2 separate regions of the Mus musculus genome follow, and region 1 is linked to region 2. The links are chromatin loops, found by intact Hi-C in ENCODE. Cell type or tissue: gastrocnemius. All regions are shown on one strand.

Evidence for each region. Peaks named below come from ENCODE experiments on the same cell type or tissue, not always from the same donor. Only the 100,000 strongest peaks of a DNase experiment are listed, where the experiment ranks them.
Region 1: it touches region 2 in a loop (3.0-fold over the local background); 7 of 42 quality-filtered maps call a loop at or near these places.

The regions. Positions count from the first base shown.
Region 1 is chr11:96,902,148-96,910,147 of GRCm38, forward strand. It overlaps Cdk5rap3 (CDK5 regulatory subunit associated protein 3), which reads right to left. Exons shown (of 14, transcript NM_030248.2): 11 at 7,794-7,882; 12 at 6,567-6,772; 13 at 6,083-6,254; 14 at 5,278-5,975. The coding sequence ends at 5,910. It overlaps Gm38961 (a long non-coding RNA gene), which reads right to left and starts at 387. Exons shown (of 3, transcript XR_880184.2): 1 at 137-387. RefSeq lists an enhancer at 1-2,524. In gastrocnemius, no CTCF peak of the experiment used is centred here; DNase peaks (open chromatin) are centred at 940, 1,307, 4,504, 6,066 and 2 more places; H3K4me3 peaks cover 1,952 bases; H3K27ac peaks cover 6,395 bases.
Region 2 is chr11:96,755,713-96,763,712 of GRCm38, forward strand. Skap1 (src family associated phosphoprotein 1) reads left to right here. Exons shown (of 12, transcript NM_001177899.1): 12 at 2,910-3,910. Among named protein-coding and RNA genes, the nearest start is that of Snx11, 18 kb to the right of the region's middle. In gastrocnemius, CTCF peaks have their summits at 1,846 (motif pointing right) and 4,487 (motif pointing right); DNase peaks (open chromatin) are centred at 4,514 and 7,501; H3K27ac peaks cover 1,406 bases.

The DNA of each region.
Region 1 (8,000 bases), 150 kb after region 2:
AGGGTCTGCATTTGGCCATGTATGCCTATGACCTGTGTACCCTGCAGCAAGGCCCTCCCAGGGCCTCTCTAGAGACACACTCAAACCCTCTGCCCACTGCCCCACCCCCACACCGTTAGGTCTCTTTCTCACCTACCTGGTTAATAGGTCTCAAGGATAGTTTGGGAGTCATGTACTTGGAGTCTCTCAAGGCCTCTTTCCAGACCCGGGTTTGGAACTGGTCTAATTAGCAACTAACTTAGACACGGTGGGTGGCTACTTTTGCCCCAATCCCAGCATGTGCTTAAAGGTCAGGGTTAGGGATTCTCTTAACTACTACGACTTCTCTTCCTCCTCATCCTCCTCTTCCTCTTCCTCCTCCTTTTCCTCCTTCTCTTCCTCCTTTCCCTTCTCTCTTCCTCCTTCTCCTCTTCCCCCTTCTCCTCTTCCTCCTTCTCTTCCTCCTCTTCCCCCTTCTCCTCTTCCTTCTTCTTTTTTGGTAATTTTGAGTAGAGGCAAAGAATTCCAGTAAACCCAGTGGCCAGTGGCTGTTTTTTCTTGTATGTAAAACAGACTTCAAAGAACAGTTAAATTCTTCTTTCTGGTGAGGTAAGGCCTGCAGGCAGGGCCTGCTCTCTTCATGCCTGCCTTGCCAGGCAACATGCGCACAGGACCAAGCCCCTGCTCCTCACCTCAGATACAAGCAACTACAGAAGAGACCCCAGGCACTGGCACCAGAGCAGGGCTCTGCATTCAAATCCTCTGCCAGGAGAGAGTTAAGGGCTTGGGTTTAATTTGCCCGTTAATCACAGTTAAAAGAAGTAATGAGCGTCTCCCCAAAGCCTGGGTGTTTCTCTGCAGATTAAGCAGTAATTTGCATAGCTCCTTTATTCATTCCCACCTTCCCCTGTGGGGCGGCATGTCCTTTCAGACACAGCCAAGCGCAGCCGGCGGCGGGATCAGTTTGACAAATGGCTTTGCTGTGCGCCATGGTTTGGGCAAGAGGAAGGGAGGGGGAGACCGAGAGGAGAGGGCAGCTCCAGACAGTAATGGATAGCTGGGGCATTAAATAGTGCAGAACTTTTTATTAGACACACAGGAGAAGTTTAAATATTCAAACTGGTTTTCTTTGGAGCCTGGGGAAGGAGAGGAGGGTGGCTAAGGCAGAGTTTACTCAGGGCCAGTCTATTCGGAGGCATGACCCTGTCACCAGAGAGGAAGGGCATTTGGAGGACACAGGGAGAATCTGGGTCAGCTGGTATTCCTGGGCCCCGCAGTCTTGCTGCAGCTTTGAGACTCTCTCCCGCTGCGCTGAGCTCTGCCAGGCAGGATGGCAATGTGAAGACAGCTTGGGACCTGACTCCTCAAGAGTGCATGCAGGGCAGTCTGTCCAAAGCCCAGTGTGTGGGTGGCGCTCACGAGGCCCAGCTGTGCTAGCAAAAAACTGGGCCTACAATGAAATGGCATTGCCAGGAGAACAAGCAATGGCCCTTTGCTCTCCTCAGATAGGGAAAGGAGTGGAGAGACAGGCCCTGAAGGTTCACAGGGGACACGTCCTCCTTCCCCTCCTGGTGATGGGAGTTTAGTCTAGTTCATTTGTATTTGTTTGGTTTGGTGGTTTGTGTGTTTTCTGAGGGCTGTTGGGGGTGCTGACACAGGATTTCACTACATGGTATAGTATATTTCACTATACTAGACTGTATAGTCTAAGCTGGCCAATGAGTCCTTTTATTTACTTTTGCTGGTGCTGGGGATGGAACGCATTAGGCAAGTAAGAACTCCATCCATCACAGACCTACATCCCTCACCCACTATCAGCCCTTCCCGTCTTCTTGTTGTTGTTGTTGTTTGACAAGGTCCTGGCTGGCCTGGAATTCAGAGATCTACCTGCCTCTGCCTCTGGAATTCAGGGATGGATGGCAGCACCAAGCCCGTTCCTCTCCCACATTCCTAACTCTTAGAGACAAGGTCTCCTTATGTAGTCTGGGTTGTCCTTGTACTCAACAATCCACCTGTCTGAGAAGTTAAATGGACTGGTTATAAGTCCAAAGTATGAGCTTATCCACCTGTAATCCCAGACCGTGGGAAGCTGAGGCAGGAGAGTCTAAACAAGCAACAGGGTAAAAGGAGGGCATAGTAACAGAAGGAGGAGCCGGGCGTGGTGGCACATGCCTTTAATCCCAGCACTCGGGAGGCAGAGGCAGGTGGATTTCTGAGTTCGAGGCCAGCCTGGTCTACAAAGTGAATTCCAGGACAGCCAGGGCTACACAGAGAAACCCTGTCTTGAAAAAAAAAAAAAAAAGGAGGGAGGAGGGAGGAGGGAGGAGGGAGGAGGGAGGAGGGAGGAGGGAGGAGGGAGGAGGGAGGAGGGAGGAGGGAGGAGGGAGGAGGGAGGAGGGAGGAGGGAGGAGGGAGGAGGGAGGAGGGAGGAGGGAGGAGGGAGGAAGAAGAAGAAGAAGAAGAAGAAGAGATGGAAGAAGAAGAGGGGAACTTCAGAGGAGAAACCAACAGACAGGGAATCCAGAGATGGAGTACGGCTGTGGATAATGGGTTTAGGTGGGGCACTGGCCTATCATGGAAATGTGAGACCAAGACAGGACACAAGTCACCACCAGTTTTAGTCTAAGTCAGTGGTTCTCAATCTGTGGGTTGTGACCCCCTATGTGGGGGTTGCATGGCCCTTCCACAGAGGTCACAGGTCACCATCAGATATTTACATTATTATTCATAACAGTAGGGGAATTACTGTTGTGAATTAGCAACAACAAAAATTGTATGGCTGGGGTGGGGGGGTTGTTGAGAACCACTGCTCTGGGGTATTTCCAGCCTATGCCACTCTTACACATTTGACATTTGGGTCTCAGGTCACACAAGCGGCACCACCAGGACTACAGCCAGGCAGTGCAGAGCCCACAACCACACTGCATTGTTTTTGCTATCATTATAGTTTTGTTTTCTAAGACGGGGTCTCAAGTAGCCCAGGCTGATCTCAGACTTTCTCTATAGCCAGGGATGCCAACGATTACCTTGAACTTCCAATCCTTCTGTCTCCACCTCCTAAGTGCCACCCAAGTATCATTGGCATGTGCTGCATATTCAATTCATGGGAGTTTTGGAACTTAGATAGAACCCTGGGTCTTCTGCACATACGTAAAGGCTATATCACAAGCGCTGTCTCCCAGTGTTTCCCATTATTAGATTAAATATTCTTGTGCTAGAGTGGGGAAGAGAATATAGAAGTGGTGGTCAAAAGATGAAATACACATTAGCAACAAGACAGAGAGGAGCGTATGAAAAGGCAGAGTCACAGCAACATCTGGGGGTGTCGGCTGCGTGCATGTAGTGGTCAGGGCCGCAGACCCAGGCTCTCTCCCACAAGCTGGGTGTGCTCTTCTTTTGTCCTGGACTCTAGGCCGCTACTGTGGAGGAGTGTGCTTGTGTTTGGTGTGAATCATGCAGATTGTTGCAGCCCTGCCCTGGCAGAGAAAACAAGTGGGTTCTACTTATTCAGGACCCACACGCCCCTGATGAGCCCTCAGTGGGCCCAGGGGAGAGGGGTGCACAGGCTGGGCTGATGGACAGTCTTTAGCATTCCACTTAGCCCATGCTCAGTCAGCCAGCAGGTATCCAAACAATGGGTTTTGGGAAAGGGAGTCCCGGTTTCCTTACAGGAATCAGGGAGATGGGGTTGGGCAGAGGCAGCAGGAGAGAAGTGAACATCAATCCCTGCTATGCCCTTGGCTACGGACTCACATCAAACTAAGACGAAGACTGCTAAGGATGGAGCTTGGCCTGTGGCCTCTCTTTCCCTGAATGGCTTTTAGAACTCTGACAGCTGACTGCTGGGAACTGGGTCTTCAGTTCTGCAAGGAGCCCTGGTTTCTCAGGCCAGGAAGAAGAGGCCTTGGGGGTGCCGTGGTGCTACACTGAGGGTGCTGTCTGCTCAGCTCATTAACCCTTAGGTCAACGCTGTGGCACTGAGGGAAAGGGTCGTGGACCAAAAATGTTCCAGAATGAAGTTAAAGGGGCTCAGAAGCTGACCCCCAAATCAATCAGAACTGTTCCCATAGCCCACACCAGGTGGGCTTCAGTGTCTCTGGTACAACCAGAGGGGTGGCCCACAGGTGTTGGAGCCAAAGGCAAAGCAAGCAGAGTTTTGAAGAACCACCCCAGTACAGTTAAGGGCCTGAAGGAAACCATCTACCTCAGCCTGGGCCTCAGGGACAGCTTATAAAACAGGCCCGGTCCCTCTGAGAACACTTACCCAAACCCCTCTGCTTGCCACAGTGTTCTCATCTGCTCAAAGTCCCTTTGACCTATACTGCTTCCCTTCCTGGGGCACTGGAACCTTGTGGGAGGTCAGGTGTTCATGTCTGGCAGGAACAGGAGCCTCCAAGCCAAATCCAGCCTGGTGCAATCACATGATTCCCTGGGCTTCTCCCTACTGCCTGGGTCTTGTACGCGGTGGTGTCTGTAACAGCTGGTGACTAGGCTGGACAAGGATAGCATGCCTCAGCGAGCTGATAGCTGATGCAGGAGGCTAGCCAGGCAGCCCTTGGAGAAGATGACCACTTGGGAGGGAGGTGGCTGGGACATGCTCAGACTTCAGGAAGGGAACCAAGAGGAGCAGACAGCTGTCCAGGCCTCGGAGCAGCTGCAGACAGGATACAGCCCAGCCACACCACCCTAGGCCCTTCTATCTTTAGGACGGTCTTCTGACACCAGTATCTTTTCTCTCAGCTCTTAGGCTTCTAACTTCAGCTTGATTCCTCCAAAAGGAGGTGACCAGGCAGGGGTTGGGGGGGAAGCGGTGGGCTGACATTAATCGATAGGAGTGTCTCTGAGCAGTTCATGTGGCCTTATCTCTCTCTCCTTTGGATAGCGTGTGTCCGCCGGAGTCCGCGGGGTCGGTGATTAATAGGGGCCATCACTCACTGTCCTGGACGGCTGAGAGGCAGCGGGGAGGGGTGGCCCTCCCCAGACTGAGATAACAAGCAGCAGGAATAATGAGTGGTGTCACTCCACTTTTCATTGTGATGGAAAGTCATTACGGGAGTCAACGCCAGCGACAAAGAGCCATGAATCAACTGCTCTGCTATGAAATTAAAATCGAATTGCTGGCCACCCCCAGCCCCTATCCTTCCTGGGAAACAGGGATGGGTAGGTGGCTTGGGAGAGGGGTGCTATCCTGGGGTGGGTCCCACGGGAGAGGGGTGTTATCCTGGGGTGGCTCCCACCCAATCGCAGAGCAGGCAGTTACGGGCAGGAAGTGGACAGGCAGCCAGTAAAGGTGACAACTCTTGTCTCCACCTTGTTTATCAGACCCTGCCTCCCCAAACCACATTTCCCCCTGACTAGCCAGTAAGCAGTGATTAAGAGGAAAAATACACCTCTGCAGGGTCTCACAGGGCAGGCTGACTGCTCCCCCTGGGCTGCCGACTGGGGCAGGACAGCATGAGCCTGGTGACAGAAGGGGGCAAAGCTGTACTGGCCAGCCCCAAACCACATGCTGAACCATTTATAAATGCTTATGGGGTCAGGTACCACCAAAAGCCAGGAAGAAAAGCCTCTAACCTGGGGCTCTACAATTGCTCAAGGCCTCCTTGGATCAAGAATTAAGAAAACATGTGCACAGCTTCAACTTCAAGCAGGCTCAGCGTGGTGGTGCAAGTGACTGCCAGCCACGAAGGAGAGTCACTTCCTTTTATTAAGCCTCACTTGACAACTAGAAGCAGCAAGTGTGCCTTAAGGCTGACAGGCCAGAGCCACTCAAGACAACTGCTTGCAGAGATCATGGTGTGACCCTTCCTCATGGCTCTGTCTCCAAGTCCGCCTGACTTCTTGCTGGTGAGGCCCAGTAGCATCAGCCTGGGCTGTCCCACCTCCTCCTGGTAGCTGGGAAGGAGGGTGGAGGACACAGAGGGAGCGCGTCACAGAGAGGTCCCCATCAGGTTCACAGGACGGCCACTGTATCTCTTGGAGATGTCGGCTTCAATCTGAGAGAAAGAGAGCGGAGTGGGCAGGGAGCAGACAGGCCGGCAGGTTTCTCGGTCTGTGGAAGCGGAGGGGTTCTCCCCCGGGGCAGGCTCCCGGCACGGCTCACCAGTTTCTGCAGCTCTCTGGTCTTCTCCAGCAGCAGGTCCAGCTTGGGCTCCAGAGCTGCCTGCTCCTGAAGCGCCTCCTGCTGCTTCTCCACCATCAGCTCCTTCTTCAAAGCCAACAGCTGCGACTGCTTCAGCTTCTGCTGGAGGAACTCTGTCACTCGGTCCACATACCTGTGCAGATGGAGAAGCCTGGGAGGCTGTCTGCACTTAACTGCTGGGCCGGTGAGGCTCAGGAAGCTAATTCCCTCCTTGGCCTCCCCTCCCCTCATGGCCTCCCTCCTTTTTCTGGTAAGGAATATAAGCCACTCCAGATTCCTCTCAACTTAGGAACCAGGTTCTGTCTACAGACATTAATCAACCCTACCCTGCGCTACTCCCAGGAGAAAGCCATGTACACAGGAAGGAGGAATCATGGAAGAGGAAGAAGACAAGGGGAGGAAGCTCCATTCGAGATGGAGAAACACGGAATCATGGAAAGCCAACCTTGGCGAGGCCAGAATCATAAACAGGTGCTGCATCCGCAGACTGGTGAGCCGGCCGATCAGCTGCTGCAGCGTGGACACCAGGCTGAGCATCTTCTCTTTGGTCTGGCCCTGGAGGATGGCAGGAGCCAGCTGGAACTGGCTCACGGACAGGATGTCGGCCTCCTCGCTCATCTCTACTGCTCTCTGAGACAAGAAGATCTCAAGCTGAGGAGGGAAAGGGACTTCGTTCAGACCAAGAAAGGAACTCAGAAGCTGAGCCCCCCCCCCCCACCCCCCCCCCGCCCTGATGTGAAGAGCTAGAGTCCAGAGGAGAAAGGCTGTCTCCTGTGCATCACTCTACTGCTGGAGACCCTGCTCCTACAGCATGGGCTCCTTTCGGCGAGCACCTCTGGCATGGACACCTACAACACGGGAGCAGGTGGCCGCCCTGTTCCTCTAGACCCCATGCTGACCTGTGCTAGCCTAGCCCAGCCCTCCATCCTTTTCTCCAGCCTATGGGAACACACTGAGATTCCTAGGGCAGGTACTAATGTTCTCTCCATGGGAGCAATGAGAGTGCTTGAGAAACTTTGGATTCAAAGTCTAGAAAGAGTATGAGCTGCAGCCACATCTAAGATGTAGTCTTTATGAGTAAGTTCATCTTGGGCTGGTTAGAGGGCCTGATGCCAAGCCTGAGAACTTAGGGTTGATCCTCAAAACCCACATGGTGAAAGGCGACAGTAATGACACCTACAGTTGTCCCAATTTGATCTCTACCTGTGGGCTGCGGTACACATGTGCATATGTGCACTCACAAATCAATAAGTACAAGCCTTAAAAAGGAAAAAACAAATCTTGCTGTATTATGAACACTGGGTATCTTTTGTCCCCCTCTCCCCTCATGGCTACAAAATGTCTCTTCAAGGGGAAAGTAGAGGAAACCAGATAGGCACAGAATTTTCAGGAGGTTTGCCATGTAGCTACTCGGTTCTTATCTGCTCTTCCCGCTAGAATACAAGCTCCGCCGAGGCTAGGCCTCTGAACGTCTTTGTCACTGCTCCATTGCTACTGCCCAAGATGGAGCCAGGAACTTTAGAGATGTCTCATAACTATGAGAAGAACAAGGGTGTTGGGGGGAATCCTAACTTGTTAGGCTCTGCTCCAGGGTACTGAAATCAGTCCGGGCCCTTCCCTCCCATCAGCAGGAGGCATCAGAAATGAAGCCACATCTCCCAGAAGGCAGTACCTCCATGAGCTCATCAATGAACTGATTCCGAGTTTCAGGGTATTCCAGAAGAGTCAGAGCGTCTGAGCCCCGAGCTACACCCTCCGGAGCTGTCAGAAAGAGAGGCAGAGACACGAGGATGGGTCTGAGAAGCCTGTGGGTTACTGTGGACAGACTCTTCTCAGCCCTACCCAGCCTTTCCCCCTTGTTCACACCTCTCGGTTCTAC
Region 2 (8,000 bases):
AGGCGTGTGCCACCACGCCCGGCAAAATTCATTTTTTTAAAGAAGTTGGAAAACAACTCAGGAAAAAGAGCCAACATTGACCTCTGGCCTCCACATGCATACACATCTGTACATGAGTACCAGCACATACATGTGCATATGCCTACACCATCATGTTCATAACACTACACACCACACCCATAGAAATTTTCAGTCTTTTATGAGAATTCCTAGGAATATAATCAAATTAACTTTTAACAGCTACTTGGGAGGCTGAGGCAGGAGGATCATGAATTCAAGGCACCCTGGGCTGCAGATCAAGACCCACAATATATAGAGACGTAACTTTTAAGTAATAAAGCATATGCATTAAGCTGCTGGGCAGTGGTGGCACACGCCTTTGATCCCAGCACTTGGAAGGCAGAGGCAGACGGATTTCTGAGTTCGAGGCCAGCCTGGTCTACAGAGTGAGTTCTAGGACAGCCAGGGCTACACAGAGAAACCCTGTCTCGGGAAAAAAAAAAAAAAAAAGTTTTATGAGCAAGAACACCATGCTTTGGTAGGTTGTTTTGGTTTGGTTTTTGCTTTGTTTTTTTTTTGTTTTTTTTGTTTGTTTTTGTTTGTTTTTTGATTGTGTGTGTGTGTGTGTGTGTGTGTGTGTGTGTGTGTGTGTGTGTCTGTATGTGTTACTGGGAATTGAATCTAGGACTTTCTACATACTAGTCAAGAGCTCTGTCACGGAGTTAGCTAGCCCCCACATGGTGTTTTAAAATAGCAGGCATGCTCAGCATGAGTGGGGTAGCAATGGGAGCCACTTTGATGGTCAGTGGATCTAGAATTTAGAATGGTAAAAGAGAGTATTCATGACTAGCTTGATGTCAGGATTTCCATCTTCCGGCTGAACAAGGGGTCAGCCTTTACTGGCAGGGCGTGGAACACCATCAGTGTGACAGTGATAGGATCGGTCCTGGAGCCTTCTCACCCAGGCCCCCCCCCTAGTCTGCAGCAGCTGAGTGAACTCAGTCAGGAACATACACAAGATAGACCTTGGCTCCCCAGTGCTCTTGTGAGATCACGGAGCCCCAGCTCGGGCCTGTCACTCCAGGTTTGACTTCACGACATCCCTAAAGAGGATGGTTTACTGGCCACGGGTGCAGAGAGGCGGGGATTCTTCTGCCAAATGTGAACAAAACACTTTCTTTCACTTTGTCATTTATTTGACATGTAGCCCTTCATTCCCTTTAAACCCGACACTTCCTCTTCTCGGAATCTATCCCATGGCTGTCCTTTGCACACGTGCCAAATGGTACAGACATGGGCAGAGGCATTTGTCTGGGAAGGGATTAGAGACAAAGTGGATGTCCAAGAGAACAGGCAAGAAACTGTAGGGCATTTGGGGATTTGAGCACTCCCCAGCTGTAAAAGCAAAGGAATGCTCTTACAAATACGTTTCAGGATAGACCGGTAAGTACAAAGATCAGCGGTGGAGGTCAAGCCAACCACAAGCCTCCTTGTAGAAAACAGGAGTGGAAGAGAGCTGTTGTTCATGGCTCATGCGTGCCTGTAATCCCGGAACGCAGGGGAACTGCCCTGGACTGTAAACCAGCCTCAGCTATGGACTGAGTAACGGGGCAGCTGGGTTCCAGAGTGAGACCTTGTCTCAAAAGACCACGCAGAGTAGATTTGCAGAGCTATTTGTCTATGCATGTATGAAATACCTCTGGAAGGAGAAAGAACAGAATCAGTCACCTCTAAGGAGAGGAAAAAAACAAACAAACACACGACTCTGAGACAGGGTAACAGGAAAGGGGTTTACTGCCATTTGTAAATCTACCTTTTAATTTTTTATTATGGGGGGTTCTGGACATGCATGTAGGTGCCAATGGAGGCCAGAAGAGGGCGTTAGATCCCCTGAACCTGGATTAGTAAATGACTGTAAGCCACCATGTGAGTGCTGGGAACCAAATTAGGTCTTCTGCAAGAGCAGGAAGTGTCTTTGACCACTGAGCCATCTCTCCAGACTTCTCTCCACCCCCGTTGTTTGTTGTTGTTGTTGTTGTTGTTGTTTTCAGGGGAAGGGTGGTTCGTTTGGGGTTTTTTGTTTGGTTGGTTGGTTTTGGTTTTTTCTTTGAAATGTGGTCTTATATATCCTAAGCTGGCTTCAGTTCCTTGCTGTGTACCTGAGGATGGCATTGAACATCTGGTCCTCCTGCCTCTCCCTCCTGAGTACTGGAGTAAGAGATGTGCACCAGAGCTGGAAAGATGGCTCAGCAGTTAAGAGCACAAGTTGCTCTTCTAGAAGTCCTGCGTTCAAATCCCAGCAACCACATGGTGGCTCACAACCATGGATAGGGGGAATCAGATGTCCTCTTCTAACATGCAGATGTATATGCAGCAGAACAAGAGGGCCGGAGAGATGGCTCAGCGGTTAAGAGCACTGACTGCTCTTCCAGAGGTCCTGAGTTCAATTCCCAGCAACCACATGGTGGCTCACAACCATCGGCAACGGGATCTGATGCCTTCCTCTGGTGTGTCTGAAGACAGCAATGGTGTACTCATATACATAAAATAAATAAATCTTAAAAAAAAAAAAAGCTGGGCGTGGTGGCACACACCTTTAATCCCAGCACTCGGGAGGCAGAGGCAGGCGGATTTCTGAGTTCGAGGCCAGCCTGGTCTACAGAGTGAGTTCCAGGACAGCCAGGCTACACAGAGAAACCCTGTCTCGAAAAAAACAAACAAAAAAACATAAACAAAACAAACAAACAAAAAAAAAGATGTGCACCACCTTACCCAGTCGGTGCCATGCTGGGGGCTGAATCCTGAGCTTCCCATGTACCAGGCAAGCACTTTAGCAACTGAGCTGCTCCCTACCCACGCTCTTATGTTCTGAGTCATAAAAAGACAATTTACGTTTTTTCATCCCTCAGGGAACATATTCTCAGACCATCAGAAACTCCCGTCCCCTACTCTGGCCATGGATCCTTCTCTTCCCTGAATGGAGCCAAGACTCTGCTGCTTCCTGTGACTTTAAGCCACTGATAAGATGAGTAGGAAGAAGACAGTTCATCAGACCTGTTTCTCAAGCAGCCAGCTTCTAGCTTCCTGCCCTCTCTGTGTCCCCACATCCATAAGCCTTTCCTACAAGCCTGCTACAAAGAAGACAGCAACGAAGGAAATCATGGGAGGAAGAGGTTACTGATGGGTTGTGGCTTGCAAAGCAGAAATAAAGTCTGGATATGTTTCCTTGCCTTGTATGGTGGGGCTGAATTCCTTTCTGACATAATATCACGGGCTGGCGAGATGGTTCCATGGGTAAGAGCACCTGCTGCCAGGCCTGATGACCTGAGTTCAGGCCCCAGGACCCACATGTTGTCCTCTGACCTCCGTGCATGTACCGTGCCACATGTATACCCACACACATGAATAAATAAAACTGAATAATAAGCAAATGTTAAGTTTTAATAGTATCAAAATGCCACTGCTAGGTATTCTTGCCATCTGCAAAGTGGGAAGGGACAGTCACAGCAAAAGTGAAAGCCCAGACAGGGAAGGGGAGATTGACTGTCTTCAGTCCCACTGATGGGACAGACATCTCTGGAACTCAGGACAGCTAGTGCCCTTCTGGTCAGTGTCTCAGACTGCCTTTGGTTGGCTACTTGGTTGTTTCTTCTGTGATGAACCTCTGAGACACAGAAGCAAGGCCTGAAAATGAGCATGCTGGAGAGCCCCTCTGTGGGCATTGTGGTCTCCAGTGATGGAATCCCAGATGGACTGAGGGCATGGGGTGGGGTCGCTCTCTAAAACAGGGAGTCCTGCTCCTTTAACAGTCACCTGCACCTAGTTCTGCACGTTGACAAGGCAACAGATCAGTGGTTGGGAACACAAACCCCAGCGCTAGACAACACGGGAATAAATCTCATTTTTCCTTGTATGATGTGTTGGCATTTAGTGCCTCCGTTTCTTCTGTGAAGAGGGGGTGTGCTTTCTCTCTTTCTCTCTCAGCAGGTCACTGGGTAATTAGGGAGATGAAGGGGTTTGTCAAGTTCTCTGTACTTGGAGAAGTCCCTGGCACGTGGTAACCGCTCAGTAAAGGCTAGCTGTTGTTGCCAGACTCTACATGAGACATTTTGCAAGACAAGCACCCCAGCAGCTATAGAAATTATATATCAAAAACTGCCTATTCGAAGCAGCCCTGCACTGGCAGGGGCCTTTCTCACCTCTGTCAGGGATATATTGTAAGCAAGTTCTCATCTCACATCACCACAGGAGAGATTCCAGGCAGCACACAGGGATGCCGGTAGATTCCAAGTTTTTCAAAGAAAAAAACAAAAACCAAACCCTTATGCTAATTACTCATTTCCAGACCCAGAGATTTAAAAAAAATTGGAAACAAGTCTGTGTATGGATAGAGAGGCAAGAAGAGTGGGACAGTTTGGGTCTAGGGGGTGTCGCTAGAGAAGTCACTATATCATCCCCTATTACCCAGGGTGCTAGAAGGAGAGAGAACCACTAGGTGGCAGTATATGAGCAGGTGAACCAGAGAGAACCAATTGCCTGCTGCTTTAGGAACCTTTGCACCAATCGCAACCCACAGGTAAGAACAATGGGTATTGTTCAGTGTTTACCACAAACACCTCCTATGCCCACCCATCCTTCCTTTGGAAACCCCCAGGGTCCCACTCTGGAAGACTAGGTGGGCGGAACATGACTGTGGGACTTTGAGTTAGACACCAGAAAAGGGGACTCCACCACCCCAGGAGAGAGGAGGGTGAAGGGGAGTTGAAAAGGCAAAGAAGACTCCATTACTCCTTGCACTGGCCCAGGCTCTTAATCTTGTGGCCGTTGCTTCCGGCATTTAAAACATAGCCCCAGTCAGGCGTTGGCAGCGCACGCCTTTAATCCCAGCACTCGGGAGGCAGAGGCAGGAGGATTTCTGAGTTCAAGGCCAGCCTGGTTTACAGAGTGAGTTCCAGGACAGCCAGGGCTACACAGAGAAACCCTGTCTCGAAAAAAAAAAAAATAAACAAAACCAAAACATAATCCCTTAGTAGGGTGATGCCTTCTGCACCTGAAGAGTAAAGAAACCATAACTTGCCTAACTGTAAATGTCTCCTGAACTTCTGTGCACCGTGCTATAGGGAGGCGACCATACTCAGACCTCTGGCCTTTCTAGCAATAAAATTTAGGAAACAGACAAGATTATCCTTAAAAGATACAAAGTCGGGCATCTTGGAAATCTGTCCTCAGCAGGGCAGAGAATACAAGCCTATCATCCCAGCACTCTGGAGGCGGAGGCAAGAGAATCATTACAAAGTCCATGCTAGTCGGCATGGTGAGTCCAGTCCTGCAGGAAAGAAAATATAGTCAGCCACTGTTCTGTCCAGGACATTTGAGGAAGGGTGACGCGGGTCTGGTGAGATGATTCTAGCCACTGGCTGAAGGGTATTTTCTGTCCTAAAGGTGACTGATTTAATCTTTGGTTTTTTTCAAGGGATAGTTGTTTCACTTTTGTGGGTTCTTTCCCCCCAGAGAAGATTTAGATTAAGGAAAAGTGGGGACATCACTCAAGAAGGGCTCCCAAGAGACAATACCCTAAAGGAGAGAGAACCTTAGGGACACAAACTCCCGAATCCGGTTGAAAACTAAACCCCACACAACAAACTACTCCCCAGTCAGCCCAAGGTCTCAGCCAAGCACCTGAGACTGCAACTGTCTAATCAGGCATCCATGTCAATGTTTCACTCTACTAACCAAATCCTCCATCTTGCCACCTGCCCCTAACTGGATAGATAACTGGGACATCTGGCCACTGAACTAGTGGCCGTACACATAGGATGGTTTCTTAGCCAGTTGTCCCAGTGCGTGAGACAGGAGAGAAACAGAAGGGAAGGAGTTTCCTCCCTTAACATCATGGTAAGAAGAAAAATCTAAGATCCTAATTTAGGAGGCAAATGTGTATCTTTTTACAGCTATTTTTGTTGTTGTTGGGCTTTGTTTGACACAGCCCAGACTGGCCTCAAGCTCACTGTGCAGCCAGGGATGACCTTAAATTGAATATCCTGCCTCTTCCACCTCCAGAGTGCTGGGATTACAGGAGGGCACCGCCATGCTCGCCCTACAGGGAATCTCTTATTCAGAATTTACCACCCTCACCAGAGAGTCTAACCTGGAGCATTTGGTCTTCATTGTTCAGGATGTTATGAAAGCACTAAATACTCTTGAAAATTAAGCGTAGCCAAACTGGACTACATAGTGTGATCCTGTCTAGAAAGGGGGCCGGGGGGGGGGGAATAACAAGAAGAAAAAAAAGATTAAGTTCTTTGCATATGAAGAACAAAACTCAGATGCCAGGGACATCAACACTTTTTGGCCAAAAAAAGAAAAAAAAATCCCATCCCAGCCTTGTGCGGTGTGTGGTGCGTCCTCCCCCACCCCAAGCTGCAAGCAGCAGTTCCGGAAGGATGAATCGCAATGTTGAGTGGTAGGAAATTTGTCAACTCCCAGAGCAGCGTCAAAAACTGGAGGCTGACTCCGGGAAAATCAGCCTCCACTCAGCTCATGGGGCAGCACAGCCCAGTGACTCAAACTTATTTCCCAGTGTGTAGATTATCACCCCTCGCTCCTCCTGCCCAGCCATTGGGTTTCCCACTGGGATTTAGAGAGATTGGGAGGGAATTTCAAACTCCCACCACCACCACCAACAACAACAAAAAAGGTTTCTCTTTTCCAAGGGATTTCAATCCTGTGCCCCAGACATAACCATCTCTGAGACTGAATCAGCAGGCTAGGTGGAGCCATCACACTAGCCCACACCTCATTCTAAGGTCTATCCCTTTTGGTACAAAATTTTTAAACACGTATAATGAAGGGAAAACATTGTTGGGGGGGGGGGGTAACAATAGGGTGGCCTTCTAGCTTCGTAACTGAAACCGTTTTCTGCTGGTTTTGAGATGGTCTCACCGAGAAACCCAGGCTGACCTCAAACTTGCAATCCTCCTGCCCCATGCTTCCCAATACCAGAATCACAGACCCTACCACCTTGCCTCATCCCCATTTTGCGACAGGATCTAGGCTGCCCGAGATGGCCTTGAACTTATAGTCCTTCTGTCTCTGCTCCCAGAATAGCTGGGTTGACACAGATATACCACCATGCCCAGCTCCAAACTAAGACACTTTTGAGAGTGAAGGAAGGTGCTGGCGTTTACTGGGACAGGTGTGCACAATAAAAATACGGCAAAATGGGCTGGGGAGCCAGGCACTAGAGAGATGACCCAGCTCTCCTGGCATGAGGCCTGGCAATGCCCTTTCCTCTGAAGTCCTTTCTCCCACAGGCCTGGCTTCTCAGCAAACTTGCCAGTGAGGCTTTTCCTTTTCCTGATGGCCGGGCTGTTCAGAGACTGCTGTCTCTGGCATGGGGCTCTGGTGGAGCTGGCCCATGGTCAGCAGTCGTATGTGTGTGTTCTGTTCCCTCCTGGGCTCCCATTACAATCCTCCACATTTCCACCTGGCCAAGTGCCACAGAAGGAAAAGAGCTCGTGGCACCAGGCAACAGTAGGGCACTTCCTGGCCTCCTGTGACCGGAGCTCGTTCCAAGAGGTTTCTAGTGCCGCTCCTCATAGGACATCTGCTTCCCACTGCACGCGCTCTCCACCTGATGGTGAGCAGCTGGCCACCATGGAACAGAACGCAGGCTAGAAACGCTTCCCTGCCACCCACTGGCCATTTGGCCTCGCTGTACTGTGAATTCTGAAGTAGCAGGCACACACCATTGCCCCCCAGAGCTGGCACCCTCTAGCTCTGGCACCTGGCACTTGGACACTTGGGTCATTTCTTCAACATCTCAAGTTGAGTGCGGCAGAGTCCTGTTTCTTTTTTTTTTTTTTTTTTTTTTTATTTATTTATTATATGTAAGTACACTGTAGCTGTCCTCAGACACTCCAGAAGAGGGCGTCAGATCTTGTTACAGATGGTTGTGAGCCACCATGTGGTTGCTGGGATTTGAACTCTGGACCTTCGGA